Linked DNA regions of Homo sapiens: region 2 is linked to region 1. Evidence: read pairs that join two places in POLR2A ChIA-PET (ENCODE). Cell type or tissue: CD4-positive, alpha-beta T cell. All regions are shown on one strand. Links, peaks and the distances in the headings refer to the core of each region. The heading gives the core; the rest is flanking DNA.

The links. Peaks named below come from ENCODE experiments on the same cell type or tissue, not always from the same donor. Only the 100,000 strongest peaks of a DNase experiment are listed, where the experiment ranks them.
Region 2: POLR2A ChIA-PET joins it to region 1 with 5 read pairs; 3 of 35 experiments call an interaction of 5 or more read pairs at or near these places.

The regions. Positions count from the first base shown.
Region 1 is chr1:147,142,174-147,158,301 of GRCh38, reverse strand. It overlaps PRKAB2 (protein kinase AMP-activated non-catalytic subunit beta 2), which reads left to right. Exons shown (of 8, transcript NM_005399.5): 8 at 1-3,196. Among named protein-coding and RNA genes, the nearest start is that of PRKAB2, 22 kb to the left of the region's middle. In CD4-positive, alpha-beta T cell, for the core only: no CTCF peak of the experiment used is centred there; no DNase peak of the experiment used is centred there.
Region 2 is chr1:147,213,961-147,230,088 of GRCh38, reverse strand. FMO5 (flavin containing dimethylaniline monoxygenase 5) reads left to right here and starts at 4,750. Exons shown (of 9, transcript NM_001461.4): 1 at 4,750-4,802; 2 at 5,023-5,194; 3 at 14,147-14,335. The coding sequence starts at 5,060. It also overlaps a transcript of CHD1L not described here and the pseudogene RPL7AP15. In CD4-positive, alpha-beta T cell, for the core only: no CTCF peak of the experiment used is centred there; a DNase peak (open chromatin) is centred at 4,778; H3K4me3 peaks cover 1,356 bases; H3K27ac peaks cover 487 bases.

The DNA.
Region 1 (16,128 bases), core at 3,968-11,967:
CATGAAAAGTATCATTCTTTGCACCAAATGTTAACAAAATCATTTTGTTCTCCTGCCTCTTCTTTTTAAAGGTGTTTGATGATTAAGTGGGGTCACTGAATTCCATTTGTGGACTGAAAAGTATTCAATCCACTTTTGGGGTTCAGAGATAAAACATTTTTTCCCAAGTAGCTGGGGCTCTTCCATTTTGCAGATAAGTCAAATAATCAACACTAAAGGAGGCTAAACTGTTGATGAATGAGAGACTCCCTGACTGCTCAGATGACCCTAGCCACACTGAAAGGGCACCTACAGGTCAGTTTAGCTACCTCCTGTCTTTCCCATGCAAAGCTGATAACACAGTTGTCTTTGGACTTGTAGACCTCTTGGATTCCAGGTGTGATGGAGTAAAGTGTGGGATTGTTGTTTTGCTGGGATGCAAATAACTAAATGCTTTGGTGGTTAATTGCTAAGAGTAAATACTACTTTAGCCATCCAAGGCCACCTTCTGCAGCAAAAGGCTTTTGTGGAGAACCTTTTATGTTCCCAACCACTTTTTGAATGGTGTGCCATTTAAAAATCCAGGCCAGATCCTATTATAACCAACTCTCAGGATTTACAGCCTTCAGTTGTACTAGAATTTTGTTTTTATCCAATACTCATTAAATAAGTGGGCCACTTAGGAAGATTCAAAATCTTGGTTATTACATGAAGTTTGTTATATTTCTTGTCAACAGTATTGAAATGTAATATGTATGTGTTCATGTATGAAAATTTTTACTCCACACAGGTGTTTCAGTAGAGTGGGGCAGGAAAAGAGATCTCTTCGATTTCTTTCAGGCCTGAGGCTTTTGTGAAATGCGTCAGCCCCCTGTGACAGTAGGTTTTGATGCTAGTGATCTTCAGATCTTTCTCTCTGGAAATGTGCAGAGAGTGTCAGTTTCCCAAGTTCTGAGGTAACTCTCAGCCCAGATGTGAAATGGGAGCCTACCAGCTGGTATAGAAGGGAATGGGTAGGAGGCACTGGGTGCTGACTCATTCAGCACTGTCCCTTTTCTATACTGCTGATACATCCCATGGTTCTGAGAAGCCTTATCTCAGTCTATTTGGAAGAGAGGGAGGAAGAGAAGGAAGTAACCCAAAGTACTACTCATTTATCATTGTATATTGATTAGTTAAAGGGATAATTAATTTAATGCTGAGGAGAGTTTGACAGATTTTGAAAATGAGTAAAGGCAAAAAAAATTTTTTTAGCCTTTATTTTGCTTTTGGGAATTTTACAGAGTCAAAGTAGGCAGAATAAGAAAATAGTTCTTCAGGAGGGCCGACCTTTAAAGAACTTCAACATAGTTTCGGAATTGTGGGGAAGAGAAGAGTGACTGAGCTGAGAAGTAATAATAGAATAAAGGGTTGAGTAACTTACAACTGAAAATGATCTCTTTTAAAAAGAAATTAAATCAGACACCACATGGTGGTGTCCTTGGATCTCACTGTACAGAATTAGCAGTGTATAACCATCTTCTCTTTTCATCTTGTTCCAATTCTCTCCTCTTTCCTTTCCATTCTGCTTTAAGCTCATGTGTCAGGCAGACTTTACCAGAGTGTCAGACATTACCTAAAACACATACGTTAGCCATGCTGCTGGTATGGAGAAATTCCACACCATGATTATTAGCCTCCTTTAAGCTGAATGGGATTTAACCATTCTAGGCAACACCCCTGAAGGGCATACCTAACCTCAATAGTGTTGGCTTTTAAAACGTATGTTTGTATGGTAGAGAAACTTTGTAAAAGAAGAATCCAAGAGAAGTTTGTGAGGATCCTACAAACCCAGGCCCACTCACTTTGCTCTAATTCTTTCTAGTATCTTGTAGATCTAATGGGTCTGGGATAAAAACTTTGAAAAGTGTCAATATTCCATGTATGCTGCTGAAATGAAGTTAAGTTTGGAAAGAAGTGATACCTCTAGACTGGGTTTATATTAATCTGGGATATAAATGAAGAAGACATACTAATAGAACTCCTTGCTTTTAATTGGGGAAATAGGGCTTTAATAATTTTGACCTCAACTAAAAATGATATGCAATAGTCTCTGTGTGTGTTTGAAATACATTGTGTTCTCAGAGATTTCTACATTCTCACGTTCTAGTGATTTGGGGCATGGGCTTAATAGCAGATGTACAGTGTATTCCTGCATTATTGTGATTCCCCTTAAAGCCCAGTTCTTGCTGTCTTCTACCAGGGGCTGCTGACTCCAGTTACCCATGGAATGCAGGACCTGGGAGGGGTAGCCATTAGGGTCTTTCAAAACTCTTTGGATCTAAGCATTTGTCTCTCCTTAAGTGCCAATCACAATTGGATATGGAAGGACTGTGATTTCTGCAATGAACCCAAACTTTTAGAGTAAAAAGCCAAATTTAAATTATAAGAAAGAAGGGAAAAAAGAGAAAAACTCAAGTCTATTACTTGTAGAGTCCAATTCTTAGCAATGGAATCGCTCTAGGATTCTAGTTTGGGCTTTGTCTGGATTTGCTTTTCTCAGTTGTGCTTTGAAGTGAATAAGCTTTGTTACAAATTAATTTTTTATTAGTTCCAATATTAGTTGGAGTTAACTTGAATTGATTGTATGTAGCACAGCACTTTTGCAGTAAGATTGGTGTGAAATACTAAACACTATGGATTTTGTAGGTGTCAGGTTAAATGGTCAAGGGATACCTACATTAAGTCATATATTAGGTATTGATGATCTTACTTCTTTTCTGTTCCCCTGTACAAAACACTTACCTAACCCAGCTTGTGGTTTTAGGACAGCCAAAGCTCACTGTTGTTGGTTAGTCCTAATCACTACACGGGTCTCATAAATGAGACTTGTTTGAATTTTGGTACATTGGAGCATGTTGGTTGGTATTACACGGCAGCATTTCGAATGAGTGCAGCTCTGTGTCTGTCAGAAAGGAGAGATAAGACTACTTTGAAGGGAATTAAATATGTGAGTCCTCTTTTTAATGGTGCTTTTTGTAACCTTTAATGCTGAGGTACAGAGCTGCTTTTCAATATTTCATAAAGGAGTGGCAGACAAGAGTGGATTTTAAAGCTGTTCTTCAAACGTAATTTGTCACTGGACTCTGACACACCTGGAAATTATATGATATGATACATACAGAAATGTTGTGGGTTTTTTCCATAAAACTTTAATAAAAGTATTATACAGCAATAATATCTGAGTTATTGATTGATGACTGATTATATTATCAAGGTCTGTTTGCCTTGGTGTCTCAGGGCCTAAAGAATGTAAACTGCAAGAAAACACATTTGAAAGAAGTCATGGGGTAGGGGACACAAATGATGTCCTACTTTTTCTCTTCTTTTTGTTTCAGGCTATGCCAACATTATAGGAATGCAGACTTCATGATTTGATTTTCAGCATTTTCTCTGCTGGCTGCACATTTAGCTATCATCCTGTACTGGATTAGCTGAGCTCTTAGACCAATGATTCTCATCCCTGGCTGCACATTCATAACACCTATGGAGACTCTATAAACATTGGTGGTCAATCCATTTCCACCCTAGTTAAATGGAAATCTCTGGTATGGGGTCCAGGCATCTGTATTTTTTAAGTTCCCCCAGATAATGCTAATAGACATCTAGGATTGAGGACTGCTATCCTGGACCCTTCCTACTTCTCTTTCTCTGTCAGATTATATGCTTCAGTATATATGAAAACATTATATACTTTATTCTGACAGCAGATCATTCACCTGAGATGGCCTTGTTCAGGGACATGATTAAAATATAATTTCTGTTTTCCATTCCGTCATTTCACAAGGTTTCTACATAGCTGGCCTCTGGACTTTTTTTCCTAAAACAACCAAGCTGTTGTATTTTTGCTGCTCTAAAGAGTCAACTGAGTTGAACTAAGGAAGAAAAGGGACTGACAATGTGGAGTGTGAGAAGAATAGGGGAGTTACTGAGGGAGTGGAAATGCAAGACAGCAGGACATGAAAGGAAGACCTGTGACAGAAATCAACTAGAACAGTTCACCTCAAACCTCAATAGCAAGTCCAGAGATTGCCTCCAGGCTAGAGGTAAAAAGTGGGATATGGTATGAACTCAGCCTCTGGAAGAATGGTCTTCTAAACATCATGTACCCCAGTCACTGAAAACAAAATGGCACCAGAATTTCATCGGGGCCCAAACTTGCACTGATGTGCTTTCTAAAGCATTTATTTCTGGCTCGTTTGGCTTGGAGTCTTTTGTAGTATCTCTTCCAAAGACCCCCTTCTCCCCTGCCTTGACAATTAACCATGACACAGGTGATTTGGGTACATCATGAGTCTCTTCCTCTCCCTACTCCTCTGTCCTCTGTGGTCACTGTTCATCCAGAATCACATATGCAGGTCTGGAGTACCACGTCCCTTTCTGTAACCCATTTCTTGGCTCCAGGGCACGTACATTGACTGAAGATGAACCACTCTGTTCTCTCCTGGCAGTTAGCATTCTCTCAGCACTTAGCTGTGTTCTGAAGGAGGCTCCTGTCTCTCAAGAACTTCCTAAGTAGAAAGGCAGAGTTCTGTGTCAGAAGTTAGAAGGTTTAAGGTCTGTATGCCGGGCGATATTTTAAACACAAAGTAGGGTTTCACAGACTTCTCAACGACTCCTGAGCTAATTTCCACTTACTACATCTTCCAAAGCCCTCTTGCTAGTGACAGCTTATGATGAGAATATCAGGTAAGGATATCGAACACCTGAAAGAGTTATGGAGATTACTACAGACCTGTATACCTGGATGGTGTTGAGGGGTGGACTCTGACTTCAGACCAGCTGATACTCTAAACTATAACCTACAACTCTAACTTATTTTTTTTGAGGGGTGGGGGGGAAATCTCTGTTATTGATTACAATAGTTGTGGATCACTTACAAGTTAGATATAGCGATTGGGTAGTGGAATGGGTGTTGGATGCAACAGGATCTTGGAAAATATTTCTGGGGGTTAGAGGATAGGCTGAGAATATTATAGATGTTTGGAAACATTTGTGCCAACCTGAAGATGGTGTTTCTTTGTCTCTCCCAATTAGCACAGCTGTGTTCTGTTGGTCATCTGGTAGAGTGATCAATCTAGAGTTAGAATACCTAGGGATGACATAAAGGAATATGACAGTCCGGAAATCTACCAGATGAAGAGCCAGTCTGAGCTCAGAGGGGATTTTGAGCCAAGGCATGGCATTTTATTTTTAGATGGAGCTGAACATTGTGATAGTAACCAGCACTAGATGAACTAAAGTTCAGGAGGAAAAGCGGAACTATCCAAGGTGAACTGAGATTACTAGCCATTTTATCCCCTGGGCCCATTTGCTTACTCTGCACGTGGAGTTAGGACTGACCTTTGCCCAGACACAGGGTGTTTGATGGGGTCAAATGACATTAAATACCAAGCACTGGATCCCTAAAATATGGGAAACAAATGAGGTGAGCCCTTTAGTTGCCCAGGTTACATGCTGAAGGGAAACTAAGATTGCAGATGGAATCAAGTTTGCTAATCAGCTGACCTTGAGATGCAAATATTACCCTGGATTATTTAGTTAGGCCCAATCTAATAAGTGCAAGAGGGAAGTCAGAGTGATAGGACATGAAAAGAACTTGACTTGCTGTTGCTGGCTTTTGAAGATGAGAAAAGAGAACTATAAACCCAGGAATGTGGTAGCCTTAGGAGCAAGGAAATGGATTCTCTCTCAGAGCCTCCAGGAAGAAACACAATGGCTTTATTTTAGTTCAGTAGTCTTTTTTTTTTAATTTTATTATCATCATACTTTAAGTCTTAGGGTACATGTGCACAACGTGCAGGTTTGTTACATATGTATACATGTGCCATGTTGGTGTGCTGCACCCATTAACTCGTCATTTAGCATTAGGTATATCTCCTAATGCTATCCCTCCCCCCTCCCCCCACCCCACAACAGTCCCCAGAGTGTGATGTTCCCCTTCCTGTGTCCATGTGTTCTCATTGTTCAATTCCCACCTATGAGTGAGAACATGTGGTATTTGGTTTTTTGTTGTTGCGTTACTGACCCATTTGGATGTGGAAATACAGAAGTGTAAGACAATAAATTTGTGTTGTTTTAAGTCACTAAGTTTGTTGAAATTTGTCAACAGCAGTGATAGGAAATGAATACAACATGTCTATGGTCTGATCTAATATCTTAAATCAAGAGCCATAGGATCAAGTTGTTTCCAAGTAACTTACCTGCATCCTAGAACAAAGCTCAAGAATATTTATAGGAAAACAAAAATGTTCAGCACCAAACAAGAAAAAGTTTATCATATCCGACATCGGAAAAAAACTGAGGCACTCAAAAAAATAGAAAAATCAAACCATTATGAGAAAAAAAAAAATCCATCAATTGAAATTGACTCAGAACTGTTACATGAGGGTAGAAATAGCAGACAGTTGAAACAATAATAAGTTTATAAGTTCAAAAGCTGGAGAAAAAAGCAAACATGTTTATATATATATATAAATATGTAAGTGTGTTTTATCACGTCTGAAAGACCCAAATTGAACTTTATAGATTAAAACTACAAATCATGAGAAGAAAAGTAAACTGGATAGGCTGAACATTAGATTAGACATTGCAAAGAAAGATTATACTTGAAAGACGTAAGAATAGAAACTACACAAAATAAAACTGAAAAAGGGCTTAAAAATGAACAACACATCAGTGAATTGTGGAAAAACTTCAAGTGGCATAATAATTGGTACTATGTGTGTCCCCTCCAAAATTCATGGTGAAACTTAATCTCCATTGTGGTGGTATTAATTGGGGCCTTTTAGGAAGAGATTAGGTCTTGAGGGGTCCTCCCATGTGAATGGGATTAAGGCATTTATAAAAGAGGCTTCACACAGAGTTTTGGCCTTTTTTGCCCTCTGCCTTCTACCATGTAAGAACACAGCAACAAGCAACCATCTTGAAAGTGAAGAGCCACTCTCACTAGACACCAGTGCCGGTGCCTTGATCTAGGGCTTCCCAGCCTCCAGAACTGCACAAAATAAATTTCTATTATTTCAAAATTGCATAGGCTGTGATATTTTGTTATAGAAGCAGAAATGGACCAAGACAACTGGAATACCCAAAAGAGGTACGAGAGGAATAGGACAAATATTAGTAGAAATAGTGACCCAAATTTCCCGAAATTTGATGGAACCTATAAAGCCACAGATCTAAGTAGCTCAATTAACCCCAAGCACAAGAAATAAGAAAATAAAACAACTAAATGAAGGCAAATCATAATAAAATCTCTCAAAACCCGTTAGAAAAATTGTAAAAGCAGCCAGAGGAGAAACAACTAGTTATGTACAAAGGAAGAAAGATAAGGGTGATAGCAGATTTATCATCAAAACAATTATAAGCTAGAACACAGTGGAGCAACATCTTTTAAGTACTGAAAGAAAAAAAACCCCTACAACCTGGAATTATTTACCCAGTGAAAATACGTTTCAAAAAGTGAAGGTGAAATAAGAACTTACATTAAAAAGCTGAGGCCAGGCATGATGGCTCATGCCTGTAATCCCAGCACTTTGGGAAGTTGAGGGAGGGAGATTGCTTGAGGCCAGGACTTTGAGACCAGCCTGGGCAATATAGCAAGACCCCATCTCCAAAAAAAAAATTAGCCAGCTGTGGTGGTACGCACCTGTATTCTTACCTACTCGGGAGGCTGGGGCAAGGGCATTGCTGTTGCTTGAGCTCAGGAGTTGGAGGTTGCAGTGAGCAATGATGCAGTGCACTGCAGCCTGGGTGACAGAGTGAGCCCTTTTTTCTAACAAAAACGAAAAGGCTGGCAGAGTGACTTTCATTTCTGGGAAGATGGAATAGGCATGCTTTTCCCTATTCCTACCAGTAAGTAGAAATAAAACCCTGGACATTTTCTATACAATAAACATAAGGAGACTCTGAAAGATGAAGAGAAAAGGGCAGAAACTTCAGGCTTCAAAAAATGACACAGTGAGTTAGTTGTCTGCTCTCTTTAGCCCATGTGGACCAGGAAAGGGGCAGCCTAACAAGGGTCCACTTTCATTCTTTTGCATGTAGATATCCAGCTTCCCCAGAACCATTTGTTGAAAAAACTGTCTTTTCCCCATTGAATGGTCTTGGCACCCTTGTCAGAAATCATTTGATCATATATACAGGATTTATTTCTGGGCTTTTTATTCTATTCCATTGATCTATATGTCTTTGTGTTAGTACCACACTGTTTTGATTACTTGAGCTTTGTATTAAATTTTGAAGTCAGGAAATATGAGTCTTCCAACTTTGTTCTTTTTAAAAAATTTTTGTAGAGACAAGTTTTTGCTATGTTGCTCAGACTGGTCTTGAACTCTTGATCTCAAGCAGTCCTCCTGCCTCAGCCTTCCAAAGTGCTGGGATTACAGACATGAGCCACCATACCCAGCTTGTTCTTTTTCAATATCGTTTTGTCTATTCAGGGCCCCTTAAGATTCCATATGAATGTAAGGTGGATTTTTCTATTTTTGCAAAAAAAAAAGTTGTTGGAATTTTGGACTAGAGGTTGCACTGAATCTGTATATCACTTTGGGTAGTATTGACATCTTAGCAATATTAAGTCTTCCAATCCATGAATATGGGACATCTTTCCACTTTTTCATGCATTCTTTAATATTTTTCTGCAATATTTTATAGTTTTCATTGTACAAGTCTTTCACTTTCTTGGCTAATTCCTATGTATATTTTTTGATGCTGTTGTAAATAAAATTATTTTCTTAATTTTCTCCTTTGATAATTGTTAGGGTATAGAAACATAAATTATTTTTGTGTGCTATTTTGTGTCCTGCTACTTTGCTAAAGTCATTTATTAGTTCTAATAGTTTTTTGTGAAATCTTTAGTGTTTTTCTACATTTCAGATTATGTCACCTATGAACAGAAGTAATTTTACTTCTTTCTTTCCAATTTGAATTCCTTTTAGCTCCCTATATTATCCCAGTAATCCTCTGGGAGATTCTCTACACTCTCTAAGGTTGTAGCAAAGACTCTTCCTTAGAGAAGACCCTGCCTTATGCCATCCTTTCTTCTCTGAGACATCCTCCTGTGGATGAGAATGGGATGAGAATGTGATGAGAATGGGATTGCCTTTGAGAATTCTCAATGTTCCAGCCTCTGATTAGGAAAAAATGTCTCATCCTATGTGCCCTGTCCCTACCTTGCTATAATATCCAGAGGTTAGAACAATTCCCACATTCTGATAAAAGTATATTTTTGAGCACTTATTTTCTACAAGTTTGAGGTCTTAAAGGAAATCTTATTCACTGACCTGTGTACCTCCAGTGCTTATCATGGTGTCCAAAAAATTAATTACTCAATAAATATTCATGAGATAATATATGTAAAACCCTTTGTAAACTGAATGTGCAGAAGAATATAATTATTACTATTTCGGTAGATGAAATGGTCCTTTTTCCTTAACCTCTCCTGGTCCTAAAAAGAACTGTTAAAGGTAAGTCTCTAACACTTCTTCAAGCACTTTTTATTCCTGCTAATCCAACAGTTGTTTCTTGGGCTCTGGGGTGTGGGGCAGAGGCTTATGGCCACATTTTTCTCCTCTTGGCATTGTGCTCCCTAGGAGTAACGCGTCCCCATTTCAAGTTGCAGGGTTCCATTCTTTTCCAGTCAATGCCCTCACTTTAACGGTAGACACCTGGCTAGGCTGTGCACTCATCTTTCATTGCAGGTCAGCCAATCGCATGATGCAAGCTTGTGTCTGTTTTTCCACAATTTCAGCTTTTTATCTACAGGATATAAGACTCTCACTCAGGGCAGTGTTAGCAGATTTGAGGTGCAGTGTCTGCTTCTGAGGCTGGGAGACAGAATCCCTGAGTTCATCCTTTTCTTTCATCACTTTGTCCACTGAACTTATGAGCAACTAACCAGCTTCATTATGTTCCTTAGTTCTTCACATATGGTCAAAGGTATTATGTATAGAGTCACTAAACTCCTTGCCTCTCATGAGCAGTGAATCATGAGTGTCAAATGCATCTATTTTGCATAACTCTCTAAACTGTTTGCACAGAAGACTATCAATGTTTTCCATACTATTAGAAGTAGAGTCCTTAGCATTTTGGGTCCAATAATATTAAGCAGCCAACTCCAGAAACCCCAAAACCAATGAAAAACTCCATCCTTAATATTCTGTTCCTCTAGAACCACCCCTGGTAGCAAAATCTGTATTAGTCAGGGTTCTCTTAGAGGGACAGAACAAATAGGATATGTGTGTATATATATATATATATATATATATATATGTATATGTGTGTGTATATATAGTTTATTTTATATATATATGTATATATATAGGAGTTTATTAAGTATTAACTTACACAATCACAAGGTCCCACAATAAGTTGTCTGCAAGCTGAGGAGCAAGGAGAGCCAGTCCGAGTCCCAAAACTGAAGAACTTGGGGTTCAATGTTTGAGGGCAGGAAGCATCCAGCATGGGAGAAAGATGGAGGCTAGGCCCGTCTCTGTCCTTTTCACGTTTTTCTGCCTGCTTTAGTTCGCTGGAAGCTGATTAGATTGTGCCCACCAGATTAAGGGTGGGTCTGCCGTTCCCAGCCCACTGACTCAAACATTAATCTCTTTTGGCAACACCCACACAGACACACCCAGGATCAATATTTTTAGTCCTTCAGTCCAATCAAGTTGACACTCAGTATTAACTATCACAGATGGGATCAACTGTAGCGTAAGAAGTGAAAAGTTACTGCATTGAACAGCCCCTAATAACTTCTGGAGAAAACATATTTCCACTTGACCCTAATGATGGCTTTAAATACCAAAATCAAAGAGAACCACTGACTTCCATTTTCTTTCAGAGATGCGAGTCTTTTAGTAAACTTAAAGTTGGAAAAATGGCTCTGTCTCTAGTGCCATGCAGTGAAACAGATAGCATGGTAGATGACATAGGCAAGGGCAGAATGGAGTTAATGACAATGACATAAGATGATAAAAAAAATAATAATTTGGGGCCTTTGAAGGAACAGATGAGCTGGCTCAGAGAAACATTACACCATTGTAGAAAAACAACTTTTGCAAAATTTTCCACTCAGTGGGCACCACATATTTATTTTAGGATCTTCATTCATTCTTTCACAGACAGTTTACTTACTGGCTTGGGCCCACAATGACTTTTCCGACAGAGGTGAGGGATTAGCACAACAGCACACATACACCTGAAAGAAATAGTGAATTTCTAATTTTCAGACTTTAGTCTCTGACCTAACCAAATAATTCACTACTATAGATTTTAACTATTAATAATATTAATGATGCTTACAAATATGCAGATTTAAGCACATCTTATAATAATAATGTATGCTTTAAACAAGTGGTAGAACTGTAGTCCAGGGATGTTAATAAAAGTGGCAAATAACATTACAACATTTATTTTTTAAAAAAGAAGATGAAGTCTTACTATGTTGCCCAGGCTGGTCTTGAACTCCTGGACTCCAGTGACCCTCCCACCTCAGCCTCCCAAAGTTCTGGAATTACAAACTTGAGCCATCAAACCCCACCCATATTATCTTACCATCCAATAGGAAACAGGTAAAAGAAGGAAGAAGGCTGGCAACCCAATGTACAGTATGTCACATACATACTGTTGATTGGTTATAAATCAGTGGGAATAAATTTATGTTTATACTGACTTTTGGGTTCTGTCATAGAGGCAGAACATGGAGAAACAAAAAACTGGAGTAAAAGATAAATTCATTTGAGTAATAGGACTTTAGTAAACCACAGACAAACATTTAAGAAACCACCCTTAAAGCTGTTTGTGGGCCATGTTTTAGCCTATCAAAGTTGAACTTTAGGAGAGATACGTAATGACAAATGAATGGTTTTTTTTTTTGGTTTTTTTTTTTTTGTGACACAGTCAAATGACCCACTGGGAATGTGACCTTGTGATTCACCCAGGTGAGCAAGCTTGACATGATTGGACATAAATCTAGGTCAATAACTAAAGAGGTACTCAAATGTGCTACACGTGTCAATTGTGACATAACAAACTGAAGGCCATTCATTCTCCCTTGAGGGAATGAGGCTGATACAGCAGGAGACTGCAGACTCCACTGCAGAATCAGGGTCTTGATGCTCACATACTGAAGGGAGTAGATCCTACTTCGCATGTGGAGTAGGATCTACTGTCTCCTAAGGCTGAGTATTTCACAAAGAAACCCTCTCAAGCCCATTATTATTAGTTATTTTAAAGATCTGGTCTCATTTTATAATAGATCACATCAGAAATAAGACTAGTCAGGATCAGGTACCTACTCATGATAACTTGATGGATATATCACTGAAGATCATCCCAAAGTCTCTGACACTACGTAACTCTGGGATAGATTATTGAATACTAAATTTGAAAATAAGGGATAACATTGGCTTCTAAATTTTACAAATGTAACATTGCAGACAGACATGCACATGGGAAGCCCCATCAACTGCATAGGTACTCTTAAGGAAAACTTATTGGTAAACATGCAGAACATTTCACGTGCATTGGTCCACAAGGTACAAACTCTGCCCAGCCTCAGAACTTGATATGGGTTCCTCTTCCTTGGGCTGATGATAAAGCTCCAAGTGAAATAAAAAAGATTCTTTTCACCTGGTAAATACACAAGACCCTAAAAATATTGTCACTGCCAAATGTAACTTGAATCTGAAAAACATTTGTTTCTAGCAGGATACAAGATCAATAGACAAAAATCAATTCTATTTTGTGTAATTCCAATGCACAATTGAAATGTAAAAAGCAATACCAGTTACAATAGTATCAAACATATAAAACACATAGGGATAAATCTGATTGAAAATTACAAAACGTTGCACAGAGAACATAATGAATACCTAAAAACTAGAGAGACATTATTTGTTCATGGGTCAGGAGACTAAATATTGTTGAGATGTTAGTTTTCCCCAATTTGAACTATAAATTCAATGCAATTCCACTCAAAATCTCAGCAAGCATCTCTGGTGGAAATTGATCAGCTGATTTTAAAATTAATATGAACTAGCCTAACCAAAATGCCTGTACAATGAACAAACTTGGAGGGCTAGCTCTACCTGATTTGAAAAACTATTATAGTAATCAAAACAGAGTGGTATTCGGATATAATCAATAAAATAGATTGATAAAATAGGAACAAAATATACAGTCTGAAAATAATACATATATAGAGAACAGATTTTTGACAAACATGAAAAAGAAAAATATATATTAAAAATGTATAATCTTTCAACAAATGGTCAAGGATTTTTTTAAACAAATGAATATGATAATCCACATGCATATAAAAATAAGTAAAAAATCAGATCCATGTGTCATTCCATAAAAATTAGTGTGTACCAGAGGCTGGGAAGGAGAATGGAGAGATGATGGGAGTTGGTTAATGAGTACAAAAATACAGTTAGATAGAAGAAATAAATTCTAGTATTCAATAGTGTAGTAGGGAGACCACAGTTAAAGTTAATTTATTGTATATTTCAAAATAGCTGGAAGAGAAGAATTGGAATATTTATAACACAAAGAAAAGATAAAGGTTTGAGGTGATATCTTAATTACACTGATTCGATCATTATACATTGTATATATTTATCAAATTATCACATATATCCCCAAAATATGTACAACTTCTGTATATTAATAAAAAAATAATAAAATGTAGATCATAGACACACTTATGATGATTGAAATTACATCAAATATTTCTTCTGATCACAATTTTATAAAACTAAAAACCTACAGAAGGATTATTGGAAAATTCACATACACAGGGAAATTAAATCATGTACTTTTGAACAGCTCATGGGTCAAAGAACAAATCAAAAGGGAAATTTAAAAATATCATGAGACAAACAAAAAAGAAAACAAACATAATAGAACCTTTGAAAACAGCAAAAGCAGCTCAAGAGACAAGTTTATAATGATAAATGCCTGCAATGGCAGGGTGTGATGGCTCATGCCTGTAATCCCAGTACTTTGGGAGGCTGAGATGGGTGCGTCACTTGAGGTCAGGAGTTCAAGACCAGCCTGAACAACATAGTGAAAGCCCGTTTCTACCAAAATATACAAAAATTAGCCAGACATGGTAGCATGTGCCTATAATTTCAGCTACTCAGGGAGGCTGAGGCACGAGAATTGCTTTAACCCAAGAGGGGGAGATTGCAGTGAGCCAAGATTATGCCACTGCACTCCAGCCTGCACAACAGAGTGAGACCCTGACTCAAAAAATAAAATAAAATAAAATCATAATAAAAAATAAATGCCTACATTAAAAAAGGTCTCAAATAAATAACCTAACATTACACTTCAAGGAACTAAGAAAAGAACAAAATGAAATTAGCAAAAGGAAGAAAATAATAAAAATCAAAGCAGAAGAAAATCAATTAAAGAATAGAAAAACTATAGAAAAGTTGACAAAATTGAGTTAATTTTTTGAAAAAATAAACAAAATTGACAAACTTTTAACTAGACTAAAAAAAAGAGGGAAGAGTTAAATAAATAGCTTCAAAAATGAAAATGGGGGCATTTCAACAAATGCCTCAGAAATAAAAAGAATCATAAAGAACTATTATGAAGAACTATATACCAACAAATTGGATAATCTAGAGAAAACGGATAAAATCATAGAAACATACAACCTACCCATATTCCATCAATAAATAATAGAAAGCCTGAACAGACCAATAACAAATAAAAGGATAGAAGCAATAGCTATAAACCTCCCAAAAAAAAAGAAATGCCAGGACCAGGACTCAGGACAAAAGGGCTTCACAGCTGAAATCTACTCAACATTCAAAAAATAATTATTGGTGGTTCTTCTTAAACTCTTCTCAAAGATCTAAATAGAGAGAATACTTCCAAAATCACTTTATGAGGCCAGCATCATCCTGATACCAAAGCTAAAGACACCAAAAGAAAAGAAAACTACAGGCCAATATCGCTGATGAACACAGATAAAAAAATCCTTAATAAAATACTAGGAACCCAAATTCAACAACACATCAAAAAGAGTATATGTCTTAACAAAGTGGGATTTATTCCTGTGGTTGAAGTTTGGTTTAATATATGCAAGTCAATGTGATACAGAATGAAAGATGGAAACCACGTGTTCACCTCAGTAGATACAGAGAAAGCAGTTGACAAAGCTCAACATTGTTTAATGATAAAAACTCTCAACAAATAAGGCATAGATAAAAATTTCTTCAACATTATGAAGGCCACTTATGAGAAGCCCACAGCTAACATGATAATCAATCAAGAAAAACTGAAAGCTTTTCTTCTAAGATCCAGTCCAAGTCAAGGACGCCCACTCTCACCATTTCTATTCAACATGATACTGGAAGTACTAACAAGAGCAACCAGGAAAGAAAAAGCAATTAAAAGGCATTCAAATCAGAAAAAAAGAAATGAAATTATTCCTATTTGCAGATAATATGATCCTATATGTAGAAACTTCTAAAGACTCCACAAAAAACCGTTAGAACTAATAAATGAATTCAGTAAAGTCATAGGATATAAAATTAACTAATAAAAAGCAGTTGGATTTCCGTATACCAATAATGACCTATTCAATAAAACATCTAAAAATACTATTTATGATAATATCAAAAAGAATAAAATCAGCAATAAGTTTAACCAAGGTGGCAAAAGACCTACACACTGAAAACTATAAAACATTGTTGAAAGAAATTGAAGATATGAATAAATGGAAAGATATGGTATGGAAGAATAAATATTGTTAAAATGCCTGTACTGCCCTAATGTGGTCTACAAATTCAAAGCAATCCCTATCAAAATTCCAATAGCATTTTTCGCAGAATAGAGAAAACCTCTAAATTTGTATGTAATCATCAAAAGCCCAGAATAGACACAGCAGTCCTGAGAAAGAAAAGCAGAGTTGAAGCTTTCATACTATGTAGTTTCAAATTATATTACAAAGCTATAGTAATCAAAACTCTATGGGACTGGCATTAAAACAGACACATAGACCAGAAACAGAATAGATAGCCCAGAAATAAACCCAGGTACATACAGTCTACTACTTTTTGACCATGTCCCCAAGAACACAAAATGGGGAAA
Region 2 (16,128 bases), core at 2,830-10,829, 73 kb before region 1:
TGGCACAAGACAGGGATGCCCTCTCTCACCACTCCTATTCAACATATTGTTGGAAGTTCTGGCCAGGGCAATGAGGCAGGAGAAGGAAATAAAGGGTATTCAATTAGGAAAAGAGGAAGTCAAATTGTCCCTGTTGGCAGAAGACATGATTGTATATCTAGAAAACCCCATTGTCTCAGCCCAAAATCTCCTTAAACTGATGAGCAACTTCAGCAAAGTCTCAGGATACAAAATCAATGCACAAAAATCACAAGCATTCTTATACACCAATAACAGACAAACAGAGAGCCAAATCATGAGTGAACTCCCATTCACAATTGCTTCAAAGAGAATAAAATACCTAGGAATCCAACTTACAAGGGATGTGAAGTACCTCCTCAAGGAGAACTACAAACCACTGCTCAATGAAATAAAAGAGGATACAAAGAAATGGAAGAACATTCCATGCTCATGGGTAGGAAGAATCAATATCATGAAAATGGCCATACTGCCCAAGGTAATTTATAGATTAAATGCCATCCCCATCAAGCAACCAATGACTTTCTTCACAGAACTGGAAAAAACTACTTTAAAGTTCATATGGAACCAAAAAAGAGCCCGCATCGCCAAGTCAATCCTAAGCCAAAAGAACAAAGCCGGAGGCATCACGCTACCTGACTTCAAACTATACTACAAGGCTACAGTAACCAAAACAGCATGGTACTGGTACCAAAACAGAGATATAGATCAATGGAACAGAACAGAGCCCTCAGAAATAATGCCGCATATCTACAACCATCTGATCTTTGACAAACCTCACAAAAACAAGAAATAGGGAAAGGATTCCCTATTTAATAAATGGTGCTGGGAAAACGGGCTAGCTGTATGTAGAAAGCTGAAACTGGATCCCTTCCTTACACCTTATAAAAAATTAATTCAAGATGGATTAAAGACTTACATGTTAGACCTAAAACCATAAAAACCCTAGAAGAAAACCTAGGCAATACCATTCAGGACATAGTCATGGGCAAGGACTTCATGTCTAAAACACCAAAAGCAATGGCAACAAAAGCCAAAATTGGCAAATGGGATCTAATTACACTAAGGAGCTTCTGCACAGCAAAAGAAACTACCATCAGAGTGAACAGGCAACCTACCGAATGGGAGAAAATTTTTGCAATCTACTCATCTGACAAAGGGCTAATATCCAGAATCTACAATGAACTCAAACAAATTTACAAGAAAAAAACAAACAACCCCATCAAAAAGTGGGCAAAGGAAATGAAGAGACACTTCTCAAAAGAAGATGTTTATGCAGCCAAAAACACATGAAAAAATGCTCATCATCACTGGCCACCAGAGAAATACAAATCAAAACCACAATGAGATACCATCTCACACCAGTTAGAATGGGGATCATTAAAAAGTCAGGAAACAACAGGTGCTGGAGAGGATGTGGAGAAATAGGAACACTTTTACACTGTTGGTGGGACTGTAAACTAGTTCAACCATTGTGGAAGTCAGTGTGGCGATTCCTCAGGGATCTAGAACTAGAAATACCATTTGACCCAACCATCCCATTACTGGGTATATACCCAAAGGATTATAAATCATGCTGCTATGAAGACATATACACATGTAAGTTTATTGTGGTAGTATTCACAGTAGCAAAGACTTGAAACCAAGCCAAATGTCCAACAATGATAGACTGGATTAAGAAAATGTGGCACATATACACCATGGAATACTATGTAGCCATAAAAAATGATGAGTTCATGTCCTTTGTAGGGACATGGATAAAGCTGGAAACCATCATTCTCAGCAAACTGTTGCAAGGACAAAAAACCAAACACCGCATGTTCTCAGTCATAGGTGGGAATTGAACAATGAGAACACATGGAGACAGGAAGGGGAACATGACACACTGGGGCCTGTTGTGGGGTGGGGGGCTGGGGAAGGGATAGCATTAGGAGATATACCTAATATTAAATGATGAGTTAATGGGTGCTGCACACCAACATGGCACATGTATGCATATGTAACTAACCTGCACGTTGTGCACATGTACCCTAAAACTTAAAGTATGATAAAAAAAAAAAAGTGGCCTCCATGGAGCTTGCAGTGAGCCAAGATCGCACCACTTGCACTCCAGCCTGGGCGACAGAGTGAGGCTCCATCTCAAAACAAAGGGGGCCTCCAAAAGAGACTGTTTGCTGAATGAATATGGGCAAAATGCAAACGTAATAGAAAGAATTAGAAAACAGGGTAGCATCTGAGTAGAGGTGAGACTGTATTGTTTGAAAGCTCTTTCTGGGTTGGACCTTTGCAGAAACTCTGCAAACCCAGTTCCACATGCATGTGCATCCATACACATACACTCCTTCAAAAGCCTCATATGTTATCTTGGAATTAGTTGTTCTTATTTCTCACTCATAATATTGCTGTCTAGTAATAGCATGAGTAACTGAGTTGAGTCTGTATATTAATTTGGATGTATCAAGTTATTTTTCAATGAAGAAATTGACTTACTTGCAAATTGTCAGCTAGGCAAGAGAGAGAACATTTGAGTCAAGGTTTAAAACATTGTATAAGTAATTTTAATACAACACAAAACATATTTGCTATATTCAAAAGCAATTAATTATAAGACACAATTGAAGTAGGGGGACATTAAAATAAAATTACATTGTTAACTACATTTTAAAAGTAATTCTTGCATTATTTGTAAAACTGATTCAGTAGGAGGAAATTAATACTCAGTTTATAAAAGTATTCATGTTTTCCTTTAGGCATTTCTTCTAGTGCATTCAAAATTATCCAATTTACAAGTAATTCATTTTAAGTTAACTTCTAGCATATAAAATGGTTGTGTTGAAACACTGTCTTCAGAATTTTATTTTTAAAAGATACTATTTTAGTATAAATTCACATTTATAGTTGAATGCTTTTGTGAAAGATATTAGTCTTTAAAATATTTTACAGGCTGGCCTTGTTGGCTCATGCCTGTAATCCCAGCACTTTGGGAGGCCAAGGCAGGTGGATCACTTGAGCCCAGGAGTTCAAGACCAGCTTGAGCAACATAGTGAAACCTCATTTCTACAAAAAATACAAAAATTACCAGGTGTGGTGGCACACAGCTGTAGTCCCTACTCAGAAGGCTGAGGTGGGAGGGTAGATTGAGCCCAGGAGATAGAGGCTGCAGTGAGCCATGATTGCACCACTGCACTCCAGCCCAAGTGCCAGAGTGAGACCCTGTTTCAAAAAAAAAAAAGTTCGACAGTTCCAAAACACATTAATGTTAATTAGAGTCTGCTAAGTTGCTATAAATACAACAAAAAATTCAATGGCACAAACAAAATATCAGTTGCCTCTCATGAAAAAGTCCAAGATTAGCAGGTGCAGATTGGAAGAGCAAAATTGACTCAGGGAGTGGTAGAAGGAGAGCAAGGATCCAAGGCATGAGCCACAATCCATGCCTCTTACAACCCCTCACATCTGTCAAATAGAACCCTTGTCTGGATGGGCCCTTGTTCTAACCCAGTGCCTGAAATCTTGTATCTGTTATATTGGTGGTTCTACATGACTTTATATTTGAAAAGTTACATTTTAGAAGTGGATATTTTGTATTTTTGGTTACTAATATAACTGTGTGAAAGCACTATTAAAAATACTTTTATTTCGTTAAAATTACCTGTTTATGTTTTGGTCTCCTCCACTAATCTGTAAGCCCCTCTGAGTAGGAAACAATACATTCCTCACTATACTCCAGCACTCAGCTCAGTGCATGGGGATTTAAAAGTAAATTTCTTCCAGAAGTGTAGATTCTTAGATCCAGATTGTGAGGAGGGGAGGAGAGAGGTATAGGTGAGCCGGGGGCGGAAGTGGGGGCAGGATCATCTTAAGGAAGGAGACCACTGCTACTACTGCTGCCCTCCTCCCACCACCTTGCCTCGTTCACAAGACAGGAGGAGAGAAAAAGCAAAAAGTTGGAAAAAAAAAAAAGTAAGATAAATTGCCAGACAACCTTGGCACCACCACCCGGCCCTAGGAGTTAAAAAAAGTAATAATAATAACATCAACCCCTGACCTAAACTACTTGTGTTATCTGTGAATTCCTGACACTGTATGAAAAAAGCATTGTAGCCCCCAGTCACGTTTCCCACTCTTGTTTGATGTATCACGACCCTTTCACGTGGACCCCTTAAAGTTGTAAGCCTTTAAAAAGGCCAAAAATTTCTTTTTCGGGGAGCTCGGCTCTTAAGACGCGAGTCTGCCGACGCTCCCGGCCGAATAAAAACCTCTTCCTTCTTTAATTCGGTGTCTGAGGAGTTTTGTCTGTGGCTCATCCTGCTACAATCTGTTTGAACAGATCACCTGAAAGGTAGGTGTTCATTTAAGCATTTGGAGTAGAACTGGCTTTGGGGTTGTTGACAGTTTTCCCTTCACTAGGAAGTGTTTGTCACTTTAAGGCAAAAACCAGGAAGTTAAAAGTGGATGCAGAAGCGAGCACAGACGGGGCTAGGGGTTTCAGAGAAAGTAATTGAGAGTGCTGGCAACAGCAGCTGAAATATAGAGAAGTTGTAGGATTAACTTTTTCGCCCAAAGCAGCTTCAGCCCACGTTTTATTCCCATCGAGGGAGGGAGAATGGGTGCCGCTGAGTGGGCGGGGGAGTGGTCCCTGAAAGGAGGTGGAGTGCTACAGCCCCTCCCCGTTGGCTCTCGCTGTTTGTCCGTTGTTGGTTTATAGTAATTTGACAACAGCCGCCTGTTGAGTCTCCTCCAGATCGCAGCTGAAGGATCTGTTGAGCGCTTCAGGAAAGGCGGTGAGATCCGGTACCGCAGCAGAGCACTCTCAGCTCTGGGTCTTGCAGGCGCAGGGCTCCCCCATGCCAGCAGAAAGATTTCCTCTGGTGAAGAGGACCGTCGAATCTGTCCTCCTCAAGACACCTCTTGTACAGAATTTATTCGAATGCCACGGCCAAGGTCTTCCTTGAAAAATGTTAACCGATGTGTGCTTTTTGTCTTTTGTCATCCTTTCTTTAGGACAGGCGACACTAACAGGTGAAGATCTCGGGAGACCATGACTAAGAAAAGAATTGCTGTGATTGGGGGAGGAGTGAGCGGGCTCTCTTCCATCAAGTGCTGCGTAGAAGAAGGCTTGGAACCTGTCTGCTTTGAAAGGACTGATGACATCGGAGGGCTCTGGAGGTTCCAGGTACATACATCTCCTAGTCCCTTAATACTTGAAACCCTCCCTGCAACTAGGTGCATACGACAGTTTATCTTAACAGTGTCAGGTGGCCGGGCGCGGTTGGCACACGCCTGTAATCCTAGCACTTTGGGAGGCCGAGGCGGGCGGATCACGAGGTCAGGCGATCGAGACCATCCTGGCTAACACGGTGAAACCTCGTCTCTACTAAAAATGCAAAAAAATTAGCCGGGCGTGGTGGCGGGTGCATGTAGTCCCAGCTACTCGGGAGGCTAAGGCAGGAGGATGGGGTGAACTTGGGAGGCAGAGCTTGCAGTGAGCCGAGATCGCCCCACTGCACTCCAGCCTGGGTGACAGAGCAAGACTCCGTCTCAAGGAAAAAAATTAAAAAAAGATAGTTAAACTTATTATATTCCAAAGAATACCAGCCACCTTTATTGATCTCCAAACTGACATGCATTGGATTTGCTGGGTTTGCTTTTATTTTTACATTTTTTGAAGGAGAATTTTTATTCTTTTTATTTACAGAAAATTCAGCAGTGTACATTTAACCCAGTTTAGTGGCAACTTCTTTCACCTTTCCCTTTTCCACTTTGGTGATTCAAACCCACAGATTTAGGACCCAGGACATTGCCTCCCCATTGGCAGCGAATCTCATCATATCTGTCCATGTAATTGGTTCTGAAAACTGCCACCAACTTAGCCACACCTCCTTTGTCTTCCTAGTGAACCTGTGTGAAGGCAACGTCGTGCAGGTCTTCCTGTGGACTAGACATCCCAATCTTACCTCACCCTTGATAATGCAGTAAGGGACCCCCATTTTGGGACACAGGGCAGGCAGGAAGACAACCAGCTCGATGGGATCCGCATCGTGTGCAATCACCACCAGCTGAGTCTTCTTGTTCTCCACCAAGGTGGTGATTGTGTTAACCCCTGCTGGAAAGACGGGTGGTGTCTCGATGGGGGTATCCCCTTTGCTAGCAGCTTTCTTCTCAGTCCAGGACAACAGTCTCTGCTTCTTCTCTTGTTTTGTCTCTGGTCTGTGCTTGTGGGCCCGCGTAAGCAGTCAGTAGCTGTTTGGCAGTGCGAAGCCTGGGTGAACTGGTTAATGGCAGGAAGTGCTTTCAGCAGCTTATAAAAGGATAGCTCTTTGCTGCTGCAACCTGATATAGGGGGGCCATCTGACAAAGAGGGTGAGGTCTCTTTGGGGCTGTATGTCCTGTCCAATGCCAAAATTCTTAGGCTTTTTCTCAAACAGAGGATTCACAACTTTTTTGTCTTCCTGCTTCTTCACTGATAGCAGGGGCGGGGGCCGCCTTCTTTCCCTTAGCCTTCTTTCCTATTGGCATCTTGGGTGGCTAGAGGAGAACGGGTTTGCTTTTAAGCTAGTTTTCTGAACATTTAATAGTATTGAGGTGCCCTAGATAAGTTTTACGTTTCATATTTCATAAAAACTAACACATTGTTGGCCAGCTACATAAAAGTGGCTTTATAGCATTTCTTAGTTGAACCGAAATACAATCCTTTTGCACCCTGACTCTGTTTTGGGGACTAATTTTATGTGACAATCATCCTTATTCAGATCTGGAGTGGATCCCCTTAGCTGACCTGCATACGTGTATCATCATCAGTCTTGGACATGGGCTAAAAGCCTGTTGTTTTTAGTAAACAGCAGAAAATTCTGCTCTTAAAATCCAGCCACAATATGGTATGGAGGTTAAGAATGCAGTCTTAGGCTCAAACCTTATTTCTGTCACCTACTAGCAGTGTGACTTTGGGCACATCATTAAGCTTCTCTGTACCTGTGTTTCTTCATCTTTAAGAAGTGGATAATAATAGTATCCACTTTATAGAGTTATTGTCAGGAGTAAGTGAATGGATAATTATGCCAATCACTTACAACAGTGCCAGGAACATAGTGTTACATGTTGGTTATTATTCAGTAGGCCTAGGATGGGACTCACACATGTGGTGTCTTTACTAAGCATCTTAGCCAGTTTTGGCAGTTACTGAAAAGGCATGAAATCAATTGAGGATGGGAGGAGGTTGGGAGGGCATCCATCATCTTGTCTGATTATCAAGTTTCTGGTTTTTATCTCCAATGTGGTTTAAACTTATTCTCTGCTAAAGACTTAACGTGGAGGTTTTTCTTCTGATTATCCACTTGGCAAAATTTTAACACTTTGTAAACTGCTTCCTTGAAAATAAATAAGCTGTGTTTCATCATAACGCTCTGACTTCTGTTCCAACAGACCACACCTGTGTGGTTCACCGTTATATTTCTAGAGCCAAGCATGTATTCTACTATCTCCATTTTTTAAAGCTCCCCAGATGATTCCAATGTGCAGACAACAGTTCAAAGAGAGTTTCTATTCCATGGGATTTTGAAAATCTGACAGGAACAGAAGCCCCAAACTGTCCTCATTCCTCCCATTTAAATTTTTCTCCTTTCTTCTGTCCTTATTACTTCTTCCAATCCCATCAGTTCCAATTTCCCCAACTTCCATCCCCTGCTCTCTCTCTCTTTTCTTTTTAGGCAGAGTCTCACTCTGTTACCCAGGCTGGAGTATAGTGGCGTGATCTCAGCTCACTGCAACCTCTGCCTCCTGGGTTCAAGTGATTCTCATGCCTTAGCCTCTCAAGTAGCTGAAATTATACACGCACTACTACGCCTTGCTAATTCTTGTATTTTTAGTAAAGATGGGGTTTCACCATGTTGGCCAGGCTATTCTCGAACTCCTCACCTCAAGTGATCTGCTCACCTCGGCCTCCCAAGGTGTGGGGATTACAGGCATGAGCCACCGTGCCTAGCCTCTCTTTTCTTACACAGACTTCCTGCTCAAATGTGTGAGCCTTGTGCCTAGGTAGGAAATATAATCAGTGTATAGAGTTTGTAGAGAGAAGATTTATTCATCAATGGTAGAAAATTGTAAAATGCAGGAGCAGAAGCTTCTTTTTCTTCTACTCACTAACCCAATACTGCTCTGTGCTCACTCTTTTGGAAAGCAGTGGATTGGCACAGTGGTAAACCTTACCTAAGTTCCAATCAGGTGTTTCGAAGGATTTGAAGGATGTTGTTGACACAGGATAACACTTGTTGTGGTTAGTGATTTGAAAAAGAGTTGAAATATAGGAGTACCTCAAAGAGGTGAGATCTGTCATTCATTTCACTCAGTGATCCCAACAGACCTGCTGTGGATAGGATGGCTCTACTCTTTGTAAACGTTGAACTTTTGGAATACACATACAGACTTGCATTTATCAGTACCTCATAAAGTATTTTATTACAGAGGGACTTTCTAAATATCTCTTGAATGAATAAATGAAATGAAATTCAGAAGTTAGGAACATGCCTCACCTGCTCTCCATACAGCAAACATCTTAATTCCAAAATGACCTTGCCATTCATTAATTTACCTTAATTAAAAAATATATACACTTATGTACAAACATGTTTAAATAAGCTTTTAATTTTAGAACAGTTTTAGACTTACAAAATTTATTAGGAAGATAATACAGAGAATTACAGTACACCTCATGTCCAGTTACCCCATTTTACATTAGTATGATACGTTTTTAAATAATGAATGAACCAATATTGATACATTATTATTAACTGAAGTCCATACTTTATTCAGATTTACTCAGTTTTTCCTAATGGCCTTTTGCTGTTCCAGGATCCCATCCAGGATACTGCATTACATTTAATAGTCATATCTCCTTAGGCTCTTTTTGGCTATGAAATTTCTTAGACTTTCCTTGTTTTTGATGCCCTTGATAGTTTTGGGGCCAGGTATGCTGTAGAATATCCCTCAGTTGGGATTTATCTTATTTTTTTCTCATGGTTAAATTGGGGTTATGACTTTTGGGGAGGAATATTATAAGGTGCCATTCTCCTCACCTCCCATCAAGGGTACATACTATCCACATTATACCCACTGTTTTTTTTTTTTTTTGGAAACTTAAAACTCATTTTATGTTATTATAAGTAAGAAATTAGCATTCAATATATGCCACAATATATCTTTGTTGAAGTGTAAGTTTGTTCCACTTTTCTATTTTTCATTTTCCAACTTTTATTTTAGGTTCGGGGGTACATATGAAAGTTTGTTACAAGGATAAATTGTATGGGGCTGGTATAACTGCTAGCCATATGCAGAAGATTGACACTGGATCCCTTCCTTTTGCCATATATGAAAATCAACTCAACATGCGTTAAAAAGTTAAATGTAAAATCTAAAACTATAAAAACCCTAGATAATATCACTATTGATGTTAACCTTGATGTCCTGGCTTGAAATAGCGTTTGTCAGTTTTTGCCACACTGTAAAGTTGCTCCTTTTTTCTCCATTGCCATACTATACTCTTTGGAACAAAGTCACTATGCACAGCCCACTATTAAGGACAAAGTCTTCTATTCTAGGCCTTCTGTCTTTCCATATGAACTTTAGAATCCATGTGTTAGCTTGGATTCTAAAATAGCTTGCTGGGATGTTGATTGAGATTGCATTGTATCTATAGGTCAAGTTGGAAAGAACTGACATCTTAACAATATTTAATCTTCTAGTCTATGAATCAGAATATCTCTCCATTTATTTAAATCTTAGACTTTCTTCATCTGTGTTTTCTAATTCATGCTTATAAATCCTATACATATTTTGTTATGTTTATACCTACGTATGTAATTTCAGGGGTATTACTATAGATGGAGTTTTTAAAATTTCAAATTCCAGTTGTTCATTCTAGTATATAAAAAAGCAAATGACTGGGTGCGATGGCTCATGCCTGTAATCCCAGCACTTTGGGAGGCCGAGGTGGGTGGATCACGAGGTCAGGAGATCGAGACCAGCCTGGCCAACATAGTGAAACCCCATCTCTACTAAAAATACAAAAAATTAGCTGGGCAGGGTGGCATGCGCCTGTAGTCCCAGTTACTCCGGAGGCTGAGGCAGGAGAATTGCTTGCACCCGGGAGGCAGGGGTTGTGGTGAGCCGAGATTGTGCCACTGCACTCTAGCCTGGGCAATAGAGCGAGACTCTGTCTCAAAAAAAAAAAAAAAAGCAATTAACATTTGTATGTTAACCATGTATCCTGCAACCCTGCTGTACTCACTTGTTGACTCTAGGAGTTTTTTTCTTTTTTTCTTACTTTTTTTTTTTAATCCTTTGGGATTTTCTACATAGACGGTCAGGTCATCTGCAAATAAAAAGTTATCTTTATTCCTTCCCAATCCGAATATCCTTTACTTTTCTTTCTTCTATTATTGTACTAGCTAAGACTTCTAGTGCAATGTTCCATAGGAGTGGTGAGAGAGGACATCCTTACCTTGTTCCCAGTCTTAGGGGAAAAGTGTCTAATTTCTCACTGTTAAGTATGATGTTGGTTATAGGTATTTTGTAGATGTTCTTTATCAAATTGAGGAAGTTTCTCTCCATTCCTAGTTTGCTGAGAGTTTTCATCATGAATGGGTGTTGTACAAACAACATTTTAACAAAAATAAAAGAAAAAGAAAGCAATCCTACTGCCTTAATAAGTCGACTGGTTTTCTGTATTTTCACATTTTTTTCTATTTCAAATAAATGAAGTATACTCAAAAGAGACATGTCTAACAGGGAGCGATTATACAAGTATAATTATATACCCATAGATAGACATAATATTACATATTTGGTGATTAGAATGTAAATTTAATTTTACAGTTCCCTTTGTACTTCATTATATCATACGCCATTTTTAATGTTCCTGCACAGACTTCAAAATCATAGTTTTTGGTGTCTCCAAATTCAATTTCCATAATTCATTAACTAATTCATTTCAAAGCATTTATTGCACATCCAGTACACACCAGGTCCTGATAATAGAGATTTAAAGAAGGATATGGCTACTCTCGGGTTTCTCACAGTCATGGAAACAAATGCCTGATAATATAGTGTGTTTAAGTTATCTTTATAGAAATATGAACAGAGAGTTTTGGGAGCTTGGAGGATGAATAGCGGAATCTAATTCTCTGGAGAAATTAGAAAAGTCTTGTTGAAGGAAGTGACATTTGATGTAACTCTTGAAGGACAGGAAATTTTCCAGATGAAGAAATAGTAATATTTACGAAGGTTTAAAGTTGTGCAAGAGCCTAGAGTGTTTCAGGAACAATTTAATAACTTAGAAATTTGAGATTAAATAAGGACAACACTGGATGAAGATTAAAAGATAAACCGGGCTAGATTGTGAAATGTGCTAAATTTCAAAATAAGGAATTTTGTTTTCCATATGGAATCAAGAGAAACTATTAAGCAGTGGAGTGGCAGGATCTACTTTGTATTTATCAGGATACCCATGGAGTGGTGTGGAAGGTAAATTCTGCATGTTGAGGCTGGGCGCGGTGGCTCACGCCTGTAATCCCAGCACTTTGGGAGGCTGAGGCGGGCGGATCACGAGGTCAGGAGATCGAGTCCAGCCTGGCTAACATGGTGAAACCCGTCTCTACTAAAAACACAAAAAAAATTAGCCAGGCATAGTGGCGCGTGCCTGTAGGCCCAGCTACTCGGGAGGCTGAGGCAGGAAAATTGCTTGAACCCAGGAGGCAGAGGTTGCAGGGAGCTGAGATCGTGCTACTGCACTCCAGCCTGGCGACAGAGTGAGACTCCATCTCAAAAAAAAAAATTCTGCATGTTGAGATACTATAATTTACTAAACCATTCATCTATTTTGGGAACATTTAACATTGTTACTAATTAATTGCTATTTAAGTTATACAAAAATATATCTATGCATTTGACTTTATATTATTTTGAAATTTTTCTTGGGACAAAATTTTGGGAGATACATATATCTTATTGAAGTCTTTTTGAGATAAATGTTGATGTATTTTATTAGTTTTCTTATGCATTTTGTGAAACTTACATCTTATTCTGTATATCCCTTTCTCAATACAATTTGATATGCATCCATTAAACATTTATTGAGTGCTATTTATCATTGTGGATGCTGTGGGGAAAACCATGAGTACAATTCAAGGGGCTTACAATCTAGTTGGAGAGATAAGGAATACACTACAAAACATTATGGAGGTCTTTGAATCCTAAGCTGAGAAATAGGAACTTTATTCTGCAGGAAATGGGAAAACATCTAAAATTTTAATTAGGGCAGAGATTTAGTCCAGCCACACCTTAGAGAGAACACTTTGGTTGAAACAGGTAGGCTAGATTAGAAGAAGAGACTTCAAAGGAGTCTTATGAAAATGTTATTAGCAGTTAAAGAAATGAGATGTTGGATTATAGGTCAGAGAAATGGGAATGATCAATTTAGGATTCCTAGATTGAATAATTAAGCAATAAAAATGGGAGAAAAACAATCCTAAAGGTGGACAAAGCCAACAAACAACAAACACTCTCCTTTGTGGCTATTTAATGTTTCATAATACTCAATATCTCAATATCTGTTCATTTCTAGAATAAAAAGGGAGGAGGAGATCCAAATTGATTAAGGTGATTTTCCATAGTCAAAACAATTTTTGAAAATCTAAAAATTTGAAAACTCCTCATTTGTGAAATCTCGGTGACAGGCTGGGTAGATTGCATCATTGCATTACTTTATGTGATCACCACAACAATGCTATAAGATAGTTAATAGGAAGTTTTTTTTTCTTTTTCTTTTTCTTTTTTTTGTAGACGGAGTTTTGCTCTTGTTGCCCAGGCTGGAGTGCAATGGCGCTATCTCTGTCACCGCAACCTCCGCCTCCCGGGTTCAAGCGATTCTCCTGCCTCAGCCCCCCGACTAGCTGGGATTACAGGCATGCGCCACCACGCCCGGCTAATTTTGTATTTTTAGTAGAGACAGGGTTTCTCCATGTTGGTCAGGCTGGTCTTGAACTCCCGACCTCAGATGATCTACCCACCTCAGCCTCCCAAAGTGCTGGGATTACAGGCATGAGCCACCACGCCCGGCCTCAATAGGAAGTTTTTGAGGATGCAAAGAAGTTTGTTGTAGGGGAAAGAACACTGAATTGAGGATTAATGTCATTTAATGCAGTGCATCTCAGTTTGCATGAGCATCTGAATTCTGAATCACATGAAGATTTTGCTAAGATGCAGGTTCTGATTCAGTAGGTCTGAGGTGGGGCCTGAGAGTCTGCATTTCTAACACAATCTCTCAAGGGAAGCCCCAGCTGCTAGTCTACAGACCATACTTTGGTAGTAAGGATCTAGAGCAGTGGTTCTCAAATTTCAGTTGTTTTTTTGGGCATTTAGCTTGTCTCATTTTTGTATTATGAATAATGCTGGTATTAACATCCTTTAACATAAATCTTCCTAAGCGATGCTGAATATTTTTTTAAAAGGCTAGGTAAATTGCAAGGAGTTTCATATACATTTTAACACTGCTCTCCAGAAAACGCTGGAGATGTTATACTCTTTCCAGTATATGGAAACTGTTACACTCTTTCCTGTGTATCTTCCCATTTTGCCTCATTGTTACTCATTTAAAAGACTATTACTCAGTGTTAGTAACTTTCTGTTCACATGTTTAGAACTTCAGCTGGGATAGAATAGAATAGGTAGAATTTTTGGGGACTGGCCATATATTTTCTGTCCCAGACATTCTCTTCATGTGGTGAGGCTGGACTTCCTCAAGCTATGGTGGTCTCATGGTAGTTGGATTTCTCATATGGCTGCTAGCTTCTACCAGAGCGAGCTTTCTGAGACCCAGGCAGAATCCGCAAGGCTACTTATGACTTGGTCTTGGAAGCCATTCAGTGTCATTTCAACTGTATGCTGTTGGTCAAAAGCAAGTCATAAAGATAACTGAGATTCAAGGGGAAGGGACTACATAAGGGCACAAATACTGGAAGGTGTGTGTGTGATTTAATTGACACTTCTTTCAGAAAACTTTTTCAGATGTCTATTGGCTATTATAAAACATGAAGATGATCCTCAAGTTGCTATGAATACTTTCTATTTATTGCAGGAAAATCCTGAAGAAGGAAGGGCCAGTATTTACAAATCAGTGATCATCAATACTTCTAAAGAGATGATGTGCTTCAGTGACTATCCAATCCCAGATCATTATCCCAACTTCATGCATAATGCCCAGGTCCTGGAGTATTTCAGGATGTATGCCAAAGAATTTGACCTTCTAAAGTATATTCGATTTAAGGTAGAAAATTGTGTGGGTATCTTTGTGTTTGAAGTTGTTTGCCAAGTAAATGAATAACGTGGTTTCAGTTACCAATGTTTACTTCTAAAGATTGGCTTGATTTGCACATGTATTTATCCTACCCAGGCAAAAACTCCATTCTTTGTCCTCCTTTGCTCCTCAAAAATATTCAAGGGACAGTCTCTCTTTCATATATTTTGGCTGCAGATACAGGAAGCCAGCTGGCAGAGTGTTTTCATTACCTTCATTTCACATTATTTGATTGCAATAAACAGATGAAGGGAAATGTTTTCCCCATTACAGAAGGGAACTGATAGGTATGGGAACTTTAAAACTCTCTGGTTCCACAACTTGTCCATTACTGCTTAGCCCTTTTGTACTTTCTGAAGTACTTTCCAATATATTTGTTTACATGAACATCATAAAAACCCAGTAAAGTATAGCTCTTGGGTAGTTAACTCTGGTGTAGAGGGGAGAACATGGAATTGCAGAATAAAAACCTGAATTCTGGTGCTTGCCCTACCACTAACTAACTTAGATGTTAGACAAGCAATTTCCTCAATTTCAATTTTTAAAAATTTTCTTGTTTGTAAAACAAGATGATTGTACCAGATCACTTCTGTGGTTCCTTCCTGCTCTAAAGTATTCTAGGACTTTTCTATAATTTCTGATCATGACCATAAAAGAATTTTATGGTCAGATATTTCTGACAGCTGGCAAAAAGCCCAAACCTTCTGCCTTCTGATCATCCTGCTAAGTCATGCCTTTTTCTGCTTAATGACAATAAGAAAATGAAAACATCTAGTGAACTTCTAAAGTAAGTCATTTACATTCCAGTGGTGCTTCTCTTCATTTATTTAAACAATACTTATTGAACAAGTTTGCTACCATACTAAGCATTGAATATGCAAAGACAAAAAAGAAAAATCAGTAACTTTATAGTCTAGTTAAGGGGATAAAAATGAAGAAAAATTTTATTATAAATATAATTAATAAAAATAGAGAGTTACATGGGGACAAATGCTAGAGATCTATACGTTGCAGCTCGGAGGAAAGATGTTGAACCCATCAGGACATGAAATATCAGGTTCCAGGGAAGTTTTCTTAAAGAAGATAAAGTTTTCTTAAAGCTGAGTCTTGAAGGATGAGTAGGAGTCTACCAAATAAGGAATAAAAGGGTGATCTCGGCAGAGGCACCAGCCTGTGTAAAAGAACATGATAGAGGAACTATAAATAGTGCTGGATTGCTAGTGCATGCAGGGGTGGTTTGTCTCTCTTTTTTTTTTTGTTTTTTGTTTTTTTTCAGACAGAGTCTTGCTCTGTTGCCCAGGCTGGAGTACAGTGACACGATCTCGGCTCACTGCAACCTCCACCTCCCAAGTTCAAGCAATTCTCCCGCCTCAGCCTCCCGAGTAGCTGGGATTACAAGCATGTGCCACCACACCCACTAATTTTTGTATTTGTAGTAGAGACGGGGTTTCGCCATGTTGGCCAGGTGAGTTTTGAACTCCTGACCTCGGGTGATTCACCTGGCTCAGCCTCCCAAAGTGCTGGGATTACATGCGTGAGCCACCGCACCCGGCCGGGATGGTGTCTCTATTAGTCCATGAAGACATTATGGTCATGGGCCCGTAGAAGCACATAGTGTTTCCTTAACCTAAGTAGGGTAACCCATATTTATTATTTTTTATAAAGCTAAAAATCATAACACTATCCTGTTTCACAGCCTCTTTCTTTATAGTTCTTTGTAAAATGGGTATTTATGGGAGCCAAAGGGAGATTCATTTATATAA